Linked DNA regions of Mus musculus: all the other regions are linked to region 3. Evidence: chromatin loops called from intact Hi-C (ENCODE). Cell type or tissue: gastrocnemius. All regions are shown on one strand. Each heading gives the region's core, and the rest is flanking DNA. Links, peaks and the distances in the headings are about the cores only.

Evidence for each region. Peaks named below come from ENCODE experiments on the same cell type or tissue, not always from the same donor. Only the 100,000 strongest peaks of a DNase experiment are listed, where the experiment ranks them.
Region 1: it touches region 3 in a loop (2.8-fold over the local background); 12 of 42 quality-filtered maps call a loop at or near these places.
Region 2: it touches region 3 in a loop (2.9-fold over the local background); 1 of 42 quality-filtered maps calls a loop at or near these places.

What each region holds. Positions count from the first base shown.
Region 1 is chr3:116,558,286-116,565,719 of GRCm38, reverse strand. It overlaps Lrrc39 (leucine rich repeat containing 39), which reads right to left and starts at 2,737. Exons shown (of 9, transcript NM_175413.4): 1 at 2,597-2,737. It also overlaps the pseudogene Gm9761. In gastrocnemius, for the core only: no CTCF peak of the experiment used is centred there; a DNase peak (open chromatin) is centred at 4,213; H3K4me3 peaks cover 1,918 bases; H3K27ac peaks cover 2,443 bases.
Region 2 is chr3:116,658,850-116,666,283 of GRCm38, reverse strand. It overlaps Mfsd14a (major facilitator superfamily domain containing 14A), which reads left to right and starts at 3,607. Exons shown (of 12, transcript NM_008246.2): 1 at 3,607-3,889. The coding sequence starts at 3,806. In gastrocnemius, for the core only: no CTCF peak of the experiment used is centred there; a DNase peak (open chromatin) is centred at 3,617; H3K4me3 peaks cover 2,891 bases; H3K27ac peaks cover 2,957 bases.
Region 3 is chr3:116,328,529-116,335,962 of GRCm38, reverse strand. It overlaps Cdc14a (CDC14 cell division cycle 14A), which reads left to right. Exons shown (of 16, transcript NM_001080818.2): 8 at 3,081-3,168; 9 at 7,254-7,434. Among named protein-coding and RNA genes, the nearest start is that of Gm46839, 74 kb to the right of the region's middle. In gastrocnemius, for the core only: CTCF peaks have their summits at 2,554 (motif pointing left) and 3,957 (motif pointing left); DNase peaks (open chromatin) are centred at 2,549, 3,961 and 5,776; H3K27ac peaks cover 244 bases.

The DNA of each region.
Region 1 (7,434 bases), core at 1,608-6,607, 230 kb before region 3:
CAGACAGGGGAAAGACATCATGTTTCAGAATATTAATGATTGATAACAATCATGAGAGGTGATGTTTGCGTCCAGCTATTCCACATATATTTGCATGCCATATCTTATTTTATTATTTTACTTATTTATTTATTTATTTATTTATTTATTTTGGCTTTTTGAGACAGATTTTTCTGTACAGCCTTGGCTATCCTGGAACCTACTCTGTAGTCCAGGCTGGCCTCGAACTCCACTCCACCTGCCTCTGCCACTCAAGTGCTGGGATTGAAGGTGTGTGCCCCCACAGCCCATACCTTATTTTAAACCCATGTAAACTATGATGTGAGTATTTTTGTTGCCTTTAGTATTCATATGAGGAAGCTAACCCTCAAGGGAGCACACATGGTTGGAACAGGAACTGCTGTCCAATCCGCTTCCTTTGTTACCATGTCGTCCATGATAATGAAAACCTGCAACCAGACTTGCATCCAGCTATGGGAAAGTAATTAAGCTACGATACATTAGGCAAGTCTGGGGCCCTCAAGATGGCTCCACAGGTAAAGGTGGTTGCCACCAGCCTGACAGCATGCAGAGGCCCCAGGCCCCAGCTGTGTCTACAACATAAGGCTTCCTACAAGGAAATCAATTAAGCCTGGTTTTGTTTTGTTTTAAGATGGCTGGAGAGACAGCTCCATAACTAAGAGCGTTTGCTCCTCTCCTGGGGACTGAGGCTTGGTTCCCAGCATCCATATCCTGACGTTCCCACTGCCTATCTCCAGTTCATGGGGATCTGATGCCTTCTCCTGACCTCCAAAGGCATCCACACACATGTGGTATACAATTTCACAGAAATACATATGTGGTATACAATTCCACAGAAATGCACACAGAAATACATCTGTGGTATACAATTCCACAGCAATGTACACAGGAATACCTATGTTTTAGAAATAACAAAGTAAGTAGATAACTGTTTTGCATTTTTATGAGAAAGAGTAGGAGAACTTTTAGGAAACAGGAGACGGCTTGTGCAGAAGACAGAGAGTACAGTAGCAGAGGCCACAGGAAATGTGGCTGTGACCAGCGTGTGCTCCACGTGTGCATCACGATGTTGTGGAGAAACCCGTTGTTTGCATCTAACATTTAATAAGAAGGAAGAAAAAGAGGCAACCAAGTAAAACCAGCAAGGTAGGAAAAGCCCAGGAAATCCAAATGGCAAAAACAAAACAAAACAAAACAAAACAAAACAAAACAAAACAAAAACCCACAGACTGTACTTAGCCTTAAGATTCTATAGATTAAACCATAGTAAACTATCTATACATACCTCATCAAAATGGCCAATTGTACTAGACTGACTCTACCAACTATTGGTGAAAGTTTGGGTGAGAGGATTCCCCCAGTGCTTTGCATTGGTGGAACTGTGAGTTGGTTGTAACTACTTTCAAAGAGCATAGGTGATATACGAGGTATAGACATTCCTGCTCACTATGAACAAGTGTCCCCCAACAATGATTTTTCAAAATAGTATAATAATTAGTAATAATAATAATAAAATGAATGCATCATGGAATTTTGCTTTTTCATGGATACCTTCATTTGGCCCAGGACGTTTGGCTAATCATGTCTAAATTGTAGAATTAGAATTAAAATTATTTGAGGCTCATGGAGGCAGTCAGAAAAGGAACCCGAAAAGAGCTGTCAGAAGAAAACTTTGGGTTGCTTTGTCATCTACAATATGCAGAGTATTACTTAGAGAGGGATGTGAGCAGAGTGCGCGGAGCCCACAGACAGGAGCTGAGTGTGAGATCTTTCTGCAGTCAAGAGACCTTGGGATCAGGCATAATAGTATATGTCTGTTGATGGGCTGATGCAGGAGGATGGTACGTTTGAGAGCAGCTTAGGTACACCACAACACCTTACCAAAATAGGAAAGAAGGAAGGAAGGAAGGAAGGATAAAAAAGGAAAGAAAGGAAGTCAGGAAAGAATGGACAAATAAGAGAAGAGAGTGGGAGGTGGAAGGAGGAGCCTTGAAGAACATGTACTGGGGACCTTACTGCCTGGACATGTCACCTAGAATTTATTGTATCAGATGTTAATAAAGCTGATGTATGTACTAAATACTTTCAACCATATACAATTAAAATATTTCATGAATGCAAGCTATCTCCGTATTGCATTATCTTTATATAAACTCTCATTTGTTAACTTATTTCATTGCTTGACATTAAATATTGGTCATCTCTAATACTAATTTCCTTAACATGACAGATTTGCTTCAGAAAAAAAACAAGTTTGTAACAAGGCATTTCTGCATCTAGCTCCTTTGTGAAGGAAAGGCACACAGCACAGCAGCGAGCTAAGTGTGTCAATGACACGGTGGGGCAGCTGCTTTCAAAAGTTAAACAACTGAAGAAACACAACCTTAAACTCTAACTTTCAGGAAGCCTATCTCCTGTGTCCCAGAGGACGACGGCTAGGTAAGTGACCACAGCCCCCTTACAAGGCTCAGAAGTTATATCTGTGATCAGCTGATAAACTTTTTCAGTGAGATCGTCACCTGTAATTTCTTTAAGCAGAAGGAACGGAGGAAAATTGTTTCGGAAAAGCACTTACCATAGGGGGTTGCTGCAGCCAACATGCCCAGAGCTCCCTGATTCTCAGCTAGAATCAGATCCAAGGTGATTTTTTTTTCCCCCAGTGTGGCTCCAAATGACTAAAACTCTGTCGGGCTGTGACCAAGTGAAAAGTCATGTCAGCCTACTTCTAATTTTAGCTCCTGGACAAGGCTGAGAATAGCAAGAGTCACGTGGGGCTTCTGTGCAAAGGTTCAACTGATAATGTACGTGAGTGCGTTCCTACAGACACCAGGGAAGTCTCTGATAATGTACGTGAGTGTGTTCCTACAGACACCAGGGAAGTCTCTGATAATGTATGTGAGTGTGTTCCTACAGAAACCAGGGAAGTCTCTGATAATGTACATGAGTGTGTTCCTACAAACACCAGGAAAGTCTCTGGGAGAACCATTTCTTTTTAAATTAATTTAAATTTTTTAACTGTGTGTGTGTGGGGGGGGTGTTTTGTGTGCATGTATGGCTGTGTGCCACATGCATGCAGTGCCCTGCAGGCCAGAAGAACTTGTTGGGTCTCCTGGAACTGGAGTGATGGATGGTTGTGTGCTATCACATGGATGCTGGGAAATGACCCTGGGTCTCCTGCAGGAGCAAGTGCTCTTAAGCACTGCACCATCTCTCCGGCCTCTTGGAGGGAGAACAATTTCTAAGTGCCAGAAAAGAATTCTTTCTAAAAGTCCGTCCACTTTTCATGACTTACAGATCTTACATACTTAACAGAACATAGTGGATCTGTTGGAAGCAAAGCAACTTCAAAATACACTGATGTGCAACAGGACAAAGCCCCTCACTACCTTGAAGTAAAAGCCCCAGTGCTTCAGATGAATGAATAGGGAAGGTGTGGCGAGGAACCGCAATTTGTGCTGCACCTAAGCTTCAGTTTCAGGGAGAAATGGTTGACTGAAGCCCTGTCCAGTCCACCTCCTTCTGCTATCAGGTACACTCTCAAGCCTAGGACTTCAGACTTAATTAACTTTCCATTTTTAACTCTCAGCTCCCACAGACAGGACCTAATTCCATGTTCTTAAGAATTATACATACAGCCAGGTGGTAGTGGAACACACTTTTAATTCCGGCACTCCAGGGAAGCAGACACAGGCAGATCTCTTTGAGTTTGAGACCAGCCTGGTCTACAGAGCTAGTTCTAGGACAGCCAAAGCTACACAGAGAAACAGTGTCTTGAAACCTCTCACACCAAAAAAGACAATTATACTCTTAGCTTTTAAAAATCTGTACACATCTGTACACAGATAAAATATAAGAGGTAAAACTGAAAGACCTCCGAAGGGAGTCCCTCACTCAAGTCTCGGGATAATAGTGGACCCCCAAGAACTCATGAGAGACCAAACTTGATGCAAACCACAGGAGGCTTTATTCGGGAAAACCAGAGCTCTGGGGACGACTCATATCTCACGCAGGGGTAGAGGAGTCAACCCCGAGGGGACAGGGGTCCCAGGTTTTATAGGCCCTCAGGGGGGAAAGGAGAAGGGGGAGAGTAGGGGATTTCCAGATCTAAACAATGTCTATTCTAAAATGATTGATTCCTCAAGAAATGGGTATGGGGGCCATTTCGTGACGCCGCGGGACCGAGAATCTGTAGGAGCAGAGCCAGAGGGAAGCGGGTGGGCCTGTCGGAGCGTTAGGATTTGAGCTTGGGCCTTTTGAACCCAGGATCTCGAAATGCATCGTGATTCCTGTCCCTTGGATTGTAAGGTTTATGTAGGTAATCTTGGAAATAATGGAAACAAGACTGAATTAGAACGGGCTTTTGGCTATTATGGACCACTCAGAAGTGTGTGGGTTGCTCGAAACCCTCCTGGCTTTGCTTTCGTCGAATTTGAGGATCCCCGAGATGCTGCTGATGCTGTCCGGGAACTAGATGGAAGAACACTGTGTGGCTGCCGTGTAAGAGTGGAACTGTCGAATGATGAAAAGAGAAGTCGGAATCGTGGGCCGCCTCCCTCTTGGGGTCGTCGTCCTCGAGATGATTACCGCAGGAGGAGTCCTCCACCTCGGCGCAGATCCCCAAGAAGGAGAAGCTTTTCCCGAAGCCGGAGCAGGTCACTTTCTAGAGATAGGAGAAGAGAAAGGTCTCTGTCTCGTGAGAGAAATCACAAGCCGTCTCGATCCTTCTCTAGGTCTCGTAGCTGATCTAGGTCAAATGAAAGGAAATAGAAGATCAGTTTGCAAAAGTGGTGTACAGGAAATAACTTCATCTGACAGGAGTATGTACAGGAAATTAAAGTTTTGTTTGAGACTTCATAAGCTTGGTGCATTTTTAAGATGGTTTAGCTGTTTAAATTTGTTTTGTCTCTTGGAACAGTGACACACAAAACAATGTAATTCTCTATGGTTTTCAGATGGATCATAAGAGGCACGTGATATCAAGAATTGTTACTTTACAATGTTCCCTTAAGCAAGATTTAATTTTCTTTGAATTTTAGTTTTTCATAGACTGAAATAAACCTAGGTCCTGCCCAAAAAAAAAAAAAAAAAAAAAAAAAAAGAAATGGGTATGGGAGGGAAACAAGGAAAGAGTCTAATGAAGGTGCAGCAACTACGGATTGGCCCCGACTGTGGTTGCTGGGGAGATTTTCCGACTCTATCCCAGCAACCAATATAGCAACCAATATCATAAACACCTGGCAGTGAGGTGCAGCAGTGGGCACACACCTGGGTTCAAGGAACGGTCAGAACATTGGCAGACACACGGGTTCAAGGAGCAGCCAGAGCATTGTGCACCTCTATTTTTCTAAATCAGTGAAGCTATTTCTACTGACAATGAAATCTATTTTGCCAGTTGCAGGGCTTCTGTGACCTTTTACACTCTGTCAGGATCTTTCAAAACTATCTAATTTTTATGTTATGTCTACACACAGACGCATACACAATGCTTTAGTGCTGTGCTAGAACACAGGATCTTGCCGTATGCTTGATATGCACTCTACCACTGAGCCACACCCACAGCTCTTCAGAACTCTATAATATCATGTTCTGTTAGCATATATTGTTTCTACAAAAATAATGGGTTTCATCGAGTTTTCTCCATAAAGACCAACCTAGTCTACATGAGACCCTGGAGACAGAGACAGAGAGACTGAGATATTTATCCCCAGATTGTTTTCTGAGGGCTATCCTAAAGCACACTTCCTACCAGAGAATAAGTGTTTCCATATTGTCTTCAACACTTACCTTCCATCTGATCCTCCTGCATCAGCCGGGGTGCTAGGGCTAAGGGCATGCTGGGTTTTACATGGTGATTCCATGCAATCTGGGCAAGCACCGTCAACTGAGCTACATCCCAGACCTTCCCCGTATGTTGAATGAGGTATCAAGTGCACAACAAATTAAAAGGAGGTGTTTATTCTGCTTCATATTGGTGGGCCACTTTCAGTTCTATGGAAATAATTAATCTTTCCCAAGAAATTAGTGTGAATTATGCAACACTGTTTTCTGGTATTGGCCCAGCTTTTGAGAAAATCTTATGATCAGTTTGAAAAAAATCAACCATCTTCTCCTTTTTTTCTTTCTCCAAGGGTTTATTTCATGTGTATGAGTGTGTCACCTGCGGATATGTCTGCGGTGCCCAGAGAGGTCAGAAGATGGCACCTGATTTTCTGGAACTGGAGCTACAGATCGGATATGAGCCATCCCGTGGGTGGTCGGGAAAGCAACCTTGTTTTGTCGTCAGAGCAACAGATATTAACAGCTGAGCCATCTCTCCAGACCCGATTTGATTTGATTTGATTTGATTTGATTTGATTTGATTTGATTTGATTTGATTTGATTTTTCAGGTGACAGTCTTTCTGCATTGCTCTGGTTGATCTGAAGTTCTAGAGCTCAAAAAAGATTCGTCTCCCTCCGCCTTCTACCCAGCTAGGACCGTGGGTGCAAGCCTACAGGCCCGGCTTTTATGATCATTTGTAATATGCACAAACTGTATGAGAAATGATACAGTGAGGGTATTTTTTTTTGTGTGTGTGTGTGACAAGTGAGTTTTGCTCTTTATTATCAGCCATTTAATGTCTCCTGATAAAATTCAATACATTTAAATTTCATCTTAATTACCTTAGACTCAGGGCTAAATTTCTTTTTTTCCCCTTTATTTTATTTTAATTAGGTATTTTCTTCATTTACATTTCCAATGCTATCCCAAAAGTCCCCTATACCTCCCCCCCTCCACTCCCCTACCCACCCACTCCCACTTCTTGCCCTGGCTTTCCCCTGTACTGAGGCATATAAAGTTTGCAAGACCAATGGGCCTCTCTTTCCACTGACGGCCAACTAGGCCATCTTCTGATACATATGCAGCTAGAGACACGACCTCCGGGGGGTACTGGTTAGTTCATATTGTTGTTCCACCTATAGGGTTGCAGATCTCTTTAGCTCCTTGGGTACTTTCTCTAGCTCCTCCACTGGGGGCCCTGTGTTCCATCCAATAGCTGACTGTGAGCATCCACTTCTGTGTTTGCTAGGCCCCAGCATAGTCTCACAAGAGACAGCTATATCTGGGTCCTTTCAGCAAAATCTTGCTAGTGTATTCAATGGTGTCAGCATTTGGAGGCTGATTGTGAGATGGATCCCCAGGTATGGCAGTCTCTAGATGGTCCATCTTTTTGTCTCAGCTCCAGTAACTCCTTCCATGGGTGTTTTGTTCCCAATTCTAAGAAGGGGCAAAGTGTCCACACTTTGGCCTTCGTTCTTCTTGAGTTTCATGTGTTTTGCAAATTGTATCTTTTTTTTCTTTTTAATATTTTTATTAGGTATTTTCCTCATTTACATTTCCAATGCTATCCCAAAAGTCCCCCATGACCTCCTCC
Region 2 (7,434 bases), core at 1,311-6,310, 330 kb before region 3:
CCATTACAGATGGTTGTGAACCACCATGTGATTGCTAGAAGTTGAACTTGGGACCTCAGAAACAGCAGCCAGTGCTTATAACCACTGAGCTATCTCTCTAGGCCCCCACAATCCATCTTTTTAAGACCATGCACTTGAATCAGTGTTTCTGACTCAGTTTGTGGGGTGTTTCCTTGTGTTCATTCCTAGCTTTTAGAGAAGCTGATGCAGGCCTTAAACTTTGATGTCATGGTTTGTGTTCTCTGTCTTCTTACAGTGAAACAGTTTGACTCCTAATATAATACTTGTGTTTTATTATGAATCTAAATGCTGCAATACCAATATTCTAATGACAAACACACTGTGTAAAATTAAAAGTTCATTTGCATTTTGTTTATTATTAGAATGTAGCCTGTCCACTAAAGATGTACATTCAAAGAACATGTATTTAAAAGTTAGTGTGCTTAAAGTAAGGCCAGGCATGACAACATGCACTTTTTTTTACTTACTCACTTTACATCCTACTCACTGCTCGCCCACTACTCCCACAGTCCTTTCCCTCCCCCTCTCGCCGTCTGGCACACCCTTTTGGTTCCAGGATTCAGGAGGCAGAGGCAGAATGATCTTTGTGAGTTCCAGGCCAGCCAGTCCTACGTGGTGTGACCATGTCTCAGAAAAAAACAAAATGGAATTCAGGTCTTCTCTGCATGGTTATTAGTGCAACAGAAATAGGCTCATTAGTTTTTATTTGTATTTGTATCCAGTTTTATGATTTTTTTTTTTTTTTTTTTGGTTTTTCGAGACAGGGTTTCTCTGTATAGCTCTGGCTTACCTGAAACTCACTTTGTAGACCAGGCTGGCCTCAAACTCAGAAATCCGCCTGCCTCTGCCTTCTGAGTGCTAGGATTAAAGGCGTGAGCCAGCACACCCGGCCTTTGTATCTAGTTTTATAAATGTAAGCTTTTATTATTGAATTCGCCTTTTTTTTTTTTTTACCAAACTCAAAACTTAAAAACTATGTAAGTGAAACATTACAGTTCACAAAGAAGTCTGCATAGTTCCTATGTTTGTCCCACTCCATTGGCAAGTGCCTTCTGTGGGGAGTAATTTCCACCAGGTTATAGCTCGGTTTCTTTCTGAAAGGCAAGCATATGTGTCACTACGTTTACAGTGCTGCTTTTCCTGCACGATCGTGTTCTCTGTTCTGTAAGGCTTTTTCTGAGCTCTGTGTATTCAGTGATCACCTTGATACCTACTTTGCTTTGGGGCTCATTTGCTAACTTGTTTAAACTATTTTCATGCTTTGGCTCTCACCTAATTGTCCATGTGCCTAAGTAAATTCACTGACACTCAAGGATTTGAACACTGACATCCTTGTTCTACCCTGTCAGATCTTTTTGGGTATGTTATTTCTATTTAATGGGAGCATACACACTATTTTTTAAATCCTAGTCTTAAAAAGAACCGGTGAGCACTATTGTAGGTATTCAAATAGCTTGAATAACTGACAATAACCAATCATATTTTAAAAGTAACTTTGATATAGCTGAAGTATGATTTTTGGAGGTCATAAAAAGTTGGAGTAACCACATAGTATTTTTTTCCAGTCTTTCATTTTATTTTGTTTTTGGTTTTTCGGGACAGGGTTTCTCTGTATAGCCCTGGCTGTCCTGGACCTCACTCTGTAGTCCAGGCTGGCCTCGAACTCAGAAATCCGCCTGCCTCTGACTCCCAAGTGCTGGGATTAAAGGCGTGCGCCACCACGCCCAGCTCAGTCTGGTTTTCATGTAGCCTGGGGCTAACCTTGAATTTGCTGTAGAGGCTGGCCTTGAACTCCTGGTCACACTGTCTCTACAACACAAATGCCAGGACCGAAGATATGCACCACCACGCCTACCTTAGAACAACCTTCTTAATCCTCTACACCCATGCAAAATATGATCTCGGGATTTAGTTATGAAGTTTCTCCCACTCTCAACAGCTTGAAGTTGGACTTCAAGGAAGTTTCTATATGAGAATTTTATTTTTAAAGTAAGTATGATGAAAATCCTTACCACCCAAGATGCTTTTCTTTCCCCATCCATGAAAACTGGCTTATTTTCCATTTCTTGTCAGCATGCAAGTAGAAGAAACAGAACATCCAACCAGGTTTATTTTTAACATTTTATTTTGAAATTTACAGAAAAGCTACAGTAACCCTCACATGTGTGCCCCCTGCTTTCTCCTTTACCTTGTCTAATAGTTACTTAGGCCATGTAATAAATAGCCTGATGTTCAGTGGCCTGAAGAATCCACCCACACCCAGGCTGCTCTCAGATTTGTCCTTGAATTCCTGATTCTCCTTCATGCCAGGATCTAGGCATCCACTTCTATGCTGGGTTCACTGATTGTTGGTGATAGAATCCGCAGCCCTATGCTTACAGGAAAAGCACTCCAAAAGAACCAGCTACAGCCCCATCCCAGTAATGTGGCTAAGCTGGGTATTCATAGCTGAAGGTCTCATAAAGTTTGCAGTCAGCTCAAGGCTTGACCAGGCATAGAGGATCTCGTTCCAAGATAATCCACAAAGCTTTGAAGGAGATTTCAGCTCAACGGCAGCACCTCTCCATAGTTCCTCTGGTATTATGGCATAACAATCGGCAACCCCTGACTGGAGTAAATGAAGAGCCTAGCAAAAACATACAGTACCTTTTATGACCTCTCCTCTAAAGTCAGTGCTGTCATTTCTGCTTTGCCCTGTTAAAACAAGGTCATCCATCACTAACCAGGCCACAAGCCAGGAGAGGGAGGGAGCCCCTTCCACTTCTCCCAGGGAGGAATATCACTGAGTTTGGGAACATTTATCTTACTTAGAGCCACCACATCCAGGATCGCTGTTGCCACAGTTTGGTTTGTTTCCAGTTCCCCTTTATCGAACAGTTTGATGGGGGAAAGCATGTGTTGTGCTCGTTCATACCTAGCACTGAAGGTATATTTAAAGGAAAGTTTTCCAACAGTTACCAAAATGAAGACTTTGCTAGACATGGTGGCACATGACTTTGATCACAATATGGGAGGTAGTCAGGGAGATCTCTCAGTTTGAGGCCAGCCTGGTCTACATAATGTGCTGCCTCAAAGTAAATGTCAGTACTGTTAATATCACATTTCATATTCCACCTGTCTGCTCTTTCTACCAGTCTTCTAGTCAAACCAATTTTTAAAAGCCTATAAAGTATGGCATCTAGTTTACACTGGGAGAGAATGTACTGGTACGTGGGGGTATGTAAGCCAGCATGACCTAGCTGGGCATCAGATCAACAGCTAAAACTCCTCTACCTGCTACTGACCATTCCTGGAAAACTTTCCCGTTGTCCCCTTCAATTCTGTTTTGGTGGGGATGCATTTGATGCGGATGCTATTAGCCTGGGACGCCTGAGCATCTGAGAAACTATTTGTCAGATTTGAGTAGGTAAAAACTTTTCGGAACTTGAGTTCATCTGTGAAGGAAAAACTGTTAAAATAGCCATCGCTCAGCGCCTTAGAGGGCAAAAGCTAGGCAGCCAAAGCACCTGGCTCCACCCGCTCCCGCGGCACCTCCCAGTCCTCCGCTATTGCAGGGTTGGAGGGGCGTGCCCGCACTGCGGGGGCGTGGCTGCGTCACGGGGGCGTGGCGAGCGACTCAGCCGATCGCACGATGTGACGCGCCGCCCGAGGCAGGCCGGGCCCTCAAGATGGCGGCGTGCGCCCTGAGCGGCTCGGCCCGGCAGTAGTGGCGGGACCGCACTCGCCGCTGGGGCCGCCCGCCCCCTGAGTGGCTGCTGCAGCGCCGGGAGTCGAGGATGGTAAAATGACCCAGGGGAAGAAAAAGAAACGGGCCGCGAACCGCAGTATCATGCTGGCCAAAAAGATCATCATTAAGGACGGAGGCACGGTGAGTGCTGCTGGTTCCGCGCCGCAGGACGGCCCGGGTGCGGGCCCGGCTCGCTCTTCCCCCCGCTTCCGCCTTCGCTGGGCCGAGAGCGCCCTGCCCTTCCGTGCCGCCGGCGCTGCCGCGGTCTCGGCCTGCGGCCTCCGCGGCCTGGCTCCCCTGGACGCTGCTGGTACCTCCGGCGGGGCACTGCGTCTCGGAGCCTGCGGCCTCGGCCCACGTGCGCCCGGCCTCGGGGAGGAGGCGGCGGCCCCTCCGCAGCCTCGCCAGGCCCAGCGCGGCGCGCGGGGAGGCTGGGCAGCCTTGCGCTCCGTATGCTGTGGCGGGTGGCCGCCGCCGCGGCCCGCTGGGCCAGGGTACGTGCGTTGTCCCATCGCGGTCGCCGGGAGCCGGAGCAGCGGCTTGGAGCTGTTCGGCTACCTTGTCGGGGAGTGGGCTCGTCCCCTCTCCCGGCGTCGGAAGCCTGACCTTCCCTGGGGCCCTCTCCGTTAGAGAAATCTTCACCTTGTGCCTCAAAATAAGTCTTTAGAATTGGTCATGGCGTGAGGATCGGAGACAGATTCTGGCAGGCGGACTGAGGCTAAAAATGTGCCTTTTAGACAGTCGTTACTCGCAGAAAACTTTATGCACTGTGCAGTGTGCTACCAGACGTCGATATAGGATTTGTCATTGGAAAACAAACGTACACTTTTGTTGTGCTGTGTGTTTGTAGCGTTACACTCTGATCTTTGCTGACTCCTTTGGTATCGCGTTCCGAAATAGAATGGAAAAGTAAGATGTGTCTCTGTGGTGAAGTTGCAGACATTGTTTCTTTCCATTTGTTTGTAGTTTAATGGAGCCTTGATCAATGCTAGCAAAGCACTAAATATGTAAGTAGGCCACCGCGGAGGATTTGCTGAAATCAGTTTGAAATAAATGACAACTTTCTTTTGACATTTGAGAACATGGCCTAGTCCAACTGCCATCATTTAGAAAGCTTGGGACATATGGAACGATTTCGGAATATGTTCAGTTAACTGTCAGATTTATTAGTTGTCATAGCTTTGACTTTTAGTGAAAAAAGAGGGTTCAGAGCTTTCCAGATTTTCTTACTGTACCTGATCAAAGTATTACTTTGATGAATTCTCATTAGCTGTCTTGACCAAGTTAGTAGGAGCTATACTGGGAGGAAAGAATATCGTTGTCAGGTTTAGAGAGAGAAACTTATAACGAAGCATATTTTCAAAAACCAGGTGCTATTTAAGACCAATCTTTGCAAAAGACAAGAAGCAAGATAATTAAGGAGCAGACCTTTTTTTTTTTTTTTTTTTTTTTTTTTGGTTTTTCGAGACAGGGTTTCTCTGTATAGCCCTGGCTGTCCTGGAACTCACTTTGTAGACCAGGCTGGCCTCGAACTCAGAAATACGCCTGCCTCTGACTCCCGAGTGCTGGGATTAACGGCGTGCGTCACCATACCCGGCAGGAGCAGACCTTTTATAATGTTTGGATTTTTGTCTGGTTTGCTCTGTAAAATATTTTTTTGATGAGATAGTAGGGATCAAACTTAGAGCTCATGTCAGCCTCCAGAAGAGTCATTCCAAATTCTGACTTTGAGAAGAGATACATGTTTTTGTTGTTGTTGGGATTTTGCTTTGTGTCTGAGGACAGATCTCAGGTCGTTCAGAAAGACTTCAGACTTAGGACCCTCCTACTTGTGCTTCCCAAGTGCTGGGATTATAGGTGTGTGTGCTGCCATGCCTGGCGAGAAGAGGTTCTGTTTGTTTAAGTCTTTTTGCTATTTATAAAGATATAGCAAATTTCTAGCTTGCTTTAGTACACAAAATACTTTTTACTAGTAAAAATGTCTTGGTGGCACACTAAATCAATGAAAACTTTCCTTGAAAGTCAGGTCTTAAGAACATCGTCCTTTCCCATCTTACTCTGCCTCACTTTCCTTTTCATTCTGCCTTTTTTTTTTTTTAAGATTATTTATGAGCCAGGTGGTCATTCCAGCACTCGGGAGGCAGAGGCAGGTGGAGCTCTGTGAGTTCAAGGCCAGCCTGGTCTACCGAGTAAACTCCGTTCAGCCAAGACTCCACAAAGAAACCCTGTCTCAAAAACAAAACAAAGATGTACACACACACATGTGGAGAGCTGTGAGCAATCGCACACACAAGTGTTTTTGCCTAAATGTATGTATGCGTTCAGCATGATTGCCTGGTGTCTGAGGAGGTCAGAAGAGGGAATTCCGTCCTCTGGGTTTGAGCTGCCGTGTGAGAGCTGAGAAACAGTACTCTGCAAGAGCCACAAGTGCAGCTCAGCCAGAATGGCTAAGCCACTCCTCCAGTTTCCATTCTTTTGTTTTGTTTTGTTTTTTTTTCAGGACAGGGTTTCTCTGTGTAGCCCTGGCTGTCCTGGAACTCACTCTGTAGACCAGGCTGGCTTCGAACTCAGAGATCTGCCTCCCAAGTGCCGGGATTAAAGGCGTGCGCCACCATGCTTTTAATAGTACCGGCAGTTTCCATTCTTAAGCACACCGGTACTATCTCTTGTCATCATTGAATCCCACTGGGCCTCTAGTATATGGGTGGGTAGATGGATGGATAGCTTGTGTGTGTGTGTGTGTGTGTGTGTGTGTGAGAGAGAGAGAGAGAGAGAGAGAGAGAGAGTGTTTGGTTTAAGGTGACACTGCTTTTCTGCCTGTCTACGTATATAAATTAGACTACTCTTGTGAACATTGCTTTGATTTCACATGTATGGATGTTTTGCCTGCATATATGTCTCACCATGTGAGTGCTGAAGAGAAGAGGGCATCAGATCCCCTGGAACTGGAGTTATGGTTGGTTGTTAGCTGCCATATGGGTCCCAGAAATCAAACTAGGGTCCTGTGAAAGAGCTGGTGGCAGGTGAGCTTTACTCCTGGGCATTTCTCCAGTCTTCACCACTCCAACCCACCCCCTTTGTTAAGGGAAAAATTGACTGGTTTCCTCTTGTGTGTTGTGTTGTAGATCGTTGTGGAGATATTGTTACTGACGTTACAATTCGAGCCTTTAAAGACGACATACCGTTGGATCCTGTGGCAGTCTTTGAACAGTATTTGATACAGTTGATCAATGAGTGATCTGAGTCTCTTTATTGTTTTTTAGGGTTAATGTTCCTAGTTTGTTCAACCAATTTGAATCTTGTTGAAACCGATACTTGCTGGTGATTTGGCAGAATTAGAGTAGGTTCAGTTGTCAGCTGAGAGTGAATGAAGCTTCTGAATGGGTGTGCGTGCCGTGCCGTGCCTCGCACGTGCTAGGCAAGTGCTCTGTCTGCCGTGAACTCGCACCCTCAGCGTATGCTACTAATTTATTTATTTTCCCTTGAAGTTGTATTCAGTCTGCACTGAGGCCTGGATAAGGCGAATTTGTTGCAGCTTTAAGTAGTGTAGAACAAAGGTAAATCAGATTAACTTGTGTGATGGTAGGCATGAGGAGTTTTGTTGAGGTTGCTGGAAATACAAGCCCGGGTTTTCACAAATGCTAAGCAAGCACTTTATGGGTGAGCCACAGTACTCAGTGTGTATT
Region 3 (7,434 bases), core at 864-5,863:
CTGTGATCAGTACACCACAGACATAAATATATTCTCTGCGAGTATAGAAACTGATACTTTCCAGTCAGATTCCATTCTAGGAACAGCAACTTGGCTGTTCAAGGGAAATCTGAAGTGGAGAATCTTAAAGTATGGTGCGTTACAGTATCTAAACACACCCATCGCAGGAATGAGACGTCTATCTTACAGTGTAGGTCACGTGCGGCTTTCTAACTGGTATCTGATGGGTAGGGAGCTTTACCTCAGCCGGGGCTAAATCAATGTTCACGTCTCATGCCTGCTTACGTGGTTTTTTTTTTTTTTTTTTTACAAAATGTGGTAGGGTTAGAAAGTACCTGAAGTTCCTGCCTGATCTGGATTCTTTGAAGTTTAATTAGGACAACAGATTTGTGTCATTTTAAATATTCTGTCATTGGCATGTTAGAATTGTAGAAATCACCGGGAAAGGGGCACAGATATAAAGTAACTTTTAGTTGCCTGATGCAATTGTCATCTCTGAGGCTTACTACCTCTGTCTGCTAACTTAGGCCTAGTCCTGGAAATTTCTAGCCTCTGGACAATCTAATCTAGAATGTTTTCAGCCTCTGAGAATTACTGTTGAATAAGCTCACCCCTTCCTAGTTCTTTCTGAATTCTGGCTAGCTGGCTCAACTCAGCAGTTCTGGCTCAAATGCCTCTTCAAGTTGACAGATTCGATTTTGCTCTTCTCTTGGCCTCTCCTGAATCGCTCCGCTTGGCCTCAAAATGACTTGGGCAATCTGTTCTAATCTTCTGGCTCCTTCTCATTCTCTGGCTCATTTTGTTTTGACCTGTGTCTAGCTTGTTCTCTTTTCAGCCAATCTCTGTAAAACCGTCCCAGTAAAGCTGCCTCCTCCTTCTGTCTGCACCTGTTCTTTCATAGCTTTCATTTCCTCTCTCTTTTCCCAAGAGTTGGGCTTATCCTCTTCTGTCAAATCTCTCTCTGATTCTCTATTGTCTGCCACACCATTAGATATCACTTTCAAACATGGGCACTTCTTAATTACAAACTAACTTTACCATCATCGTTTGGTATTAAAGGTGTGTGCTAAGGGCTGAGCCCCACCACAACTAGAAACAGATCTTTTCAGTAAATAACACAGTCTTGGGGTTTACAACATGATCAAGTATCTTGCAACATACAGATAGATCCTTGTTCTGGAACATTACCGGAGCAATCTTTTATGTATTAGGTCAGTTAAAAGCTGTGACCTTTCTTTCAAATTTAAATCTAAGCTCTCATTGTTTAACTTTAGCAACGTTTCCTAGGCTGCCAAATAGAGCCAGGTGTTCCCCAGTGTTCACCATTTTAGGTAGGAAGGTTTACCAACACAATTCTGTTGATTCTGTGAGTGAATTTATCTCACTGTCTCTATTCACATGATCGATTATAAAAGGTTACTATTTAACCAAGCAGATAACTATAATCAAAATGAACAGGTATAAATATATTCAATAAATTCATCTGTCCTCCTTAGTGGCCAAGAATACAGAAATAGTGGACACAGAAAGCCACTGTCTTCCACTATTGATCAGGGCATGCTTTTGTCTTTTGATAATTGAAGCTCATGTTTATTCTTCACTTTCTAAAGTAGATCATTCATTTAGACTTTTATTTAAACAAATTGTTTAATCCCTTAGCAATTGTTATAAAGAGATAGCTACACATCTGCTTATGCATCTCCAAGATTTATAGGGTGTTGTAGAGTGATTTTGTTTTTTATCTTTGGGTTACTATAGTGGATACACATTCAAGATGCCATATAAAGCTTTTTTAAAATACTTTTTTTTTTTTTTAACGATTGGAGAGATGTTATTATGTTTTAGGAATATAAATTGGCCAGTCAGGTTTTGGTTTTCATGGAAGTGACAGTGGATAACATAAGTGAGGTAGTGGCTCTGATTGCCTTGATGTTCTAGCGTATTTGATACATATTTATTTTGTACTTGCCAAAGAGTCCAAGCTCTAATTGGCTTAGATGCCTACCGTGGAGGCCGCCACGCCAGAGGAAGTGTTCTTTACACAGAAACGTGCTGCTTTCCTGATGTAGATGGAGACTTGGGCCAGGGGTGGAGTTGGGTGTGGGGGTGTGAATATTTTCTAATGTATTACATAGGAGCCCCCTGGTCACTGGCAAAGTCTTGGGTTTCACCAATCCATGTCCTAGTCCGGATGGGTTAGTAGCACAAGGACAGGGAAGCCACTGAGGATGGAGGAGGTGCTGGAGTGTGGGAAGGCGAGCCATTTCTTGGCCTGTAGGCCTTTGCTGATGAGCACATTGAGTTTGCTGACCAAAGGTTGACAAGTATTCATCAGTCAGCCAGCAGATACATTTTATTTGGGTTCATAGGGTTTAAAAACTTATTTAAAGATAGTCAACAGTCAAAGAAAGATTTCATTGAAAAGTCCATTTGGAAGGTCAGACCTAGTTAAGTCAGCTTCCCAGGGTCACCAGTTAGCCAGGGCTAGAAGCGCCTGCCTTTTTTTTTTTTTTTTTTTTTGCCTTTGTTTGGGCTTGGCGCCCTCTGCAGGCGACTGTGGCCGAGAGGTTTATGGTGTCTCGTCCCTCCTTCCTGCCCTTTGTCAGTCTTTAAAGCAGCATTGATTGTAGGCATAATTACTCCCAACAACAACGACAACAACAAGAAGAATAAAAGCGATTGTGTTTATTGTGACCCAGATAGTTATAGTTTTTTCACTATTTAAAGCCTCCTTGCTATGTTCATGAGAGTCCTTATATTTTCCCTTACCTCGACCTATTGTTTTTGTTTTTTGTGCTTTTTTTTTTTCCTGGAATAAAATTTCATTGCAGACTGACAAGTTTACTTTCAGACAAACAACCTTTCATACAGTCTGTATTTTTTATCATCTGAGTAGAAACTTTTCTTAAATGAGGTGATACTATAGTGTTTTTTTATATCTATTATTATATATTAGTTTCCCCTTATGTAAGTCCCATTAATCTAGTACTGACGGTGTGACACGTTATTTGTAAGGACTTCTTAAACTGTAGAAACACTATAAACTATTTTTCTTTCCTTTTTTCACAAAATTCTGCCAGCGAGTTGAAAACGGAGACTTCAACTGGATCGTTCCAGGAAAGTTTTTAGCGTTCAGTGGACCGCATCCTAAAAGCAAGATTGAGAATGGTAGGTCATTTTTTCCTGTGTCACGTAAACATCTATTGTAGTTCATTTTCATTACATTCTCCATAATGTATTTCCATATATAATTCACTTCCTTGGCTAATATCCTTTGAGGAATATTTGTTCATAATTTTCAAAATTGAACAGTATTAATTTGTGTGTTAAATGCTAAACTTCTATTATATTTTATTTTTTTAAAGCAGGTTTATTTTATTTTTAATTATGTGTATATGTGTGTGTGGGAAGGTATGTCATGGGTGGTGTGTACACAGAGCACATCCCCTACAGAGGTCACAAGAGGCCATCAGAGTCCCTGGAGCCGCAGTTGGAGGGTAGCTTGAGACAGAATTCCAGATATTCAAAGTGTTTGTTTGTCCATTTAATAAGCGCAGCGTTGTAGGCAGGTGGAGGCCTGGCTCCCCATCCCTTACTGGTTGTGGAACCTGCTGTGAGCGTCCTTCCTTCTGGAAGCATTAGTTCCCTTGTATAGCCCAATGAGGGGACAGACCCACGTCTTGGGCAGCTAGTGAGGATAGGATTAGAGACATGGATGAAGGGCCTCAAGGTGGCAGGTCCCTCAGCAGCTACACAATTGTCTTTTTATCCCAATGTTCTGGCTACCTTATTATCATACCTAGAACAGTCATTTCCCTCAGCTTTCCCCCACTTTCCCAACTTTAAAGGGAAGTCTGGGAAACGATGAATTGAAGTCTCTTAGCTCTGAAATTGTTTCCTTAGCCTGTTCTTTAGCACCTCTGGGTCCTGTGCTTCACTGATGTCATGTCTCCATCTAGTGGCAAGATTCGGTAAGGGTTGGGTGAGCGACCAATCAACCCTGGGTGGATTGATATTAAAAGACTAACCAGTCCCTCACAACATGACAGTGACATTGCCACACGTTTGGATGATTTTTCTTGGTTTTAATTAATTCAAAGTCCCCCCTCCCTCTCTCCTTCCCTCCCTCCCTCCCTCCCTCCCTCCCTCCCTCCCTCCCTCCCTCCCTCCTTCTCTCTCTCTCTCTCTCTTTCTCTCTCTCTCTCTCTTTCTTTCTTTCTTTCTAATAAAAAAGCTTGTCCTGTTCTCTTACTTGGTGTCCTGATAAATGGAATGGCGTTGATTGAGCCTTACCTGAAACAATCACCCACACAGGTGCTAGAGTGTGACTTACAGGGTGTAAACGCTGGCTAGCTATGTGTGCATGGTAAGCTATCCAGGCACTAGTTATTCTGTAACTGTGTGGTTTAGTGAGATAATCCAGATAGAGTACTTTGGCGCCTGGGGACATAGCAAGTGATCAATAAAATTAGGTATTATTACTGTCATCATCATTATATCAATGTCCTGATACCATGCTAAGTGAACGGCATCTATTGACTGTGTGGGGTAGCTCACTAATGGCAAGAGAAGGCTGGAGAACTAGAAATGGTGAAGAAACAATGTATCTGCAGGGTTTACATAGGAGAGCAGGACCATGGCCAGGGATTCCAGCCACAAGGAATTTTTATTTACTCATTAAAAAATTTATTTATTTAATCTTTTTAAATGAGCACACACAGTCTTAGATATTATTGTGCTATTTTTGAAAGAAGTGTGTTTAAGTAGAGTCTCCTCCCCATCAACCCTCCCACTGCTGGTACCCAGCCCTCCATCATCCCTCCCACTGCTGATGCCCAGCCCTCCATCATCCCTCCCACTCCATCATCCCTCCCACTGCTGATGCCCAGCCCTCCATCATCCCTCCCACTCCATCATCCCTCCCATTGCTGATGCCCAGCCCTCCATCATCCCTCCCATGGCCCGGTACCCCAGCCCTCTCTTGTTACCTCCCCTGGTGATTCTGACTTTCATGTCAGTCCCTCCTTGCTCTGCTTTTTTATCACTAGCACCTCTTTTTCACCCTCTCTTGCTTTCCTAGTTTTCTAGGCTTTATTTGTAACGACATCCATTTCCATACATACATGTATATATTACAAGCCAGGATCCACAGATGAAAGAGAACATATGGATTTTTGTCTTTCTGAGATTGGGACACCTCACTTAGTATTATACATCCCAGATTCATCCATTTTTCCCCCCTGGAAATTCCATTTTCTTTACAGCTGAGTAACATCCCATTGTGAATTGGTTCCACATTTTCATTATCCACTCTGTTCATGGACATCTAGGGTGGCTCTAAATCCTTTCTATTGTAAATAGGGCAGCAATAAATATGGATGTGTAGGTATCTTTGTGATAGGAGTCCTTTGGATATAGTGAGTGGTACGCTAAGTCCTACGGTCCATTTGTTTTTAATGTTTTGAGTAATCTCCATGAGGATTTCCACAATGGCTGTACTAGCTTGCACCCCACCTACATTGAATAAAAGTTCCACTTTCCACACGTCTCCAACAGCATCTGTCATCAGAGTTCTTGATGTTAGGCATTCAGAGGAAATTTAGTACAGGGAGTTTGCTACAGTGAGACTAAGAAGAAAGACAGCAACGAAGGATGCAGAGGGCGATGGAGAAGGTAGTGGGTTCCTTTGAGGCTGAGGGATGAAAGAAACAAAGGGGAGTTGGGAGGACGGAGGCCCGTGGAGGAAGAGCCTCTGCTGGTCCTCAGGGCTCTGAAGGGAATGCACCAGAGACTCTGCTGTCAGGGAAGACATCTGGCCGGTTCAAGGCATGCCAAGCCGAGATGGGAGCTCTGGCTGAAGTGCTGACAGACGGGAAGAAAGGTTTCCTTTGGTTGTCTTGCCATCTCTCCTACTTTGAGAGCAAACGGAAGTATGCTAGAAGGGTAGTCTGCATGGAGTAGTAGGTGGACCCAGAATTACAAAGACTGAGTTGGAAGCCTGGCTTGGAGCTGAGAGAAAATTTTTAAAAATGACAGGGTGAGCAGGGGTGCAGCCAAGAGCATAGTATGGAGACCCTCTGGTTCACTCCGGAGCACGTGATCTGGGGGGGGGGGTGTCATTCTTTCTCCAGAGCACGTGATCCCCTCGGGGTCATACTCCGGAGCACATGATCCCTCGGGGTCATTCTTTCTCCAGAGCACGTGATCCCCTCGGGGTCATACTCCGGAGCACATGATCCCTCGGGGTCATTCTTTCTCCAGAGCACGTGATCCCCTCGGGGTCATACTCCGGAGCACGTGATCCCTGTGAATGAGGTCACTTCACTTGCCTGGGCTGCCAGGAATCTGCCAGCAGCTGGCGAACCCTGAATGGGTGAATCCTGAATGAGTGATTGGTGGTAACTGGTGTGTTAGGAAATTAGTCCTCTTAACCCCTGGGCTGCAAGGCAAGGTTTTCAGTGACCCAAATTCCCGTGGTCACTTTGGATGACCGGCCAAGAGTAGATCAGTAACAAGAATGCTTGCTTGCTGGGGGACATGCCAGGACACGTGGAGATTGTCTCCCCCCACTGTCAAGAAAGGGTCTACCAAAAGTTACTCTCTTAACTTTACTTTGAAATACTAATATTTTTATTGGACATGCATATGTTTATGCTACACATATGATTGATTAAAATTATGTATATACTATGAAGCGACCGTCAAATTTAACACATGGATCCAGTCCCGCACGCTGTTTTTAACTATAGGCAACATGCTGTGCACTAGGGCCCTTGATCATATTTCTCTTGTCCAGTGGCACCCTTGGACCTCCATCCCACAGTTCCCAGCTGTTATTTTAAGGAGATGGTTTTGAGAAAGCTTACAAGGTGTGACTCGGACATTGCATATGATAATTAATCACCACCCTGCTTCACGGGGAGTGGTGTTATAGATGGAAACGCTACCTCTAGCTTCCAAAAAGCCTTCGCTGTAGCTGAAACGAATCTGTTAAAGAATACTGTTCAAGAAGGAATGTCGCCCCAAATCACCCCAGCACTGCTCTGTCCATTTGAGTACTTCGGAACTGCCTTTGTTTGGGGTCTCCAAGATTATGCTTCCTGGATTCTGGATTCTTGGCCAGTCATCCAGAGGCTGCCATTTTTATTTTTTTATTTTTGTAGGTTGTAGTCGCCTCTGGTGTTCAATTAGGTCAGCCGCTACTTTGATGGCTCCTTGTGGTTTTCTGCTGACTGTCCCTTGTTTGCCTGTAGGTTACCCTCTCCACGCTCCCGAAGCCTACTTTCCATACTTCAAAAAGAACAACGTGACCACGATCGTGAGATTGAACAAAAAGATCTACGAGGCGAAGCGCTTCACAGACGCTGGCTTCGAGCACTATGACCTGTTCTTCATAGACGGCAGCACCCCCAGCGATAACATCGTGCGGAGATT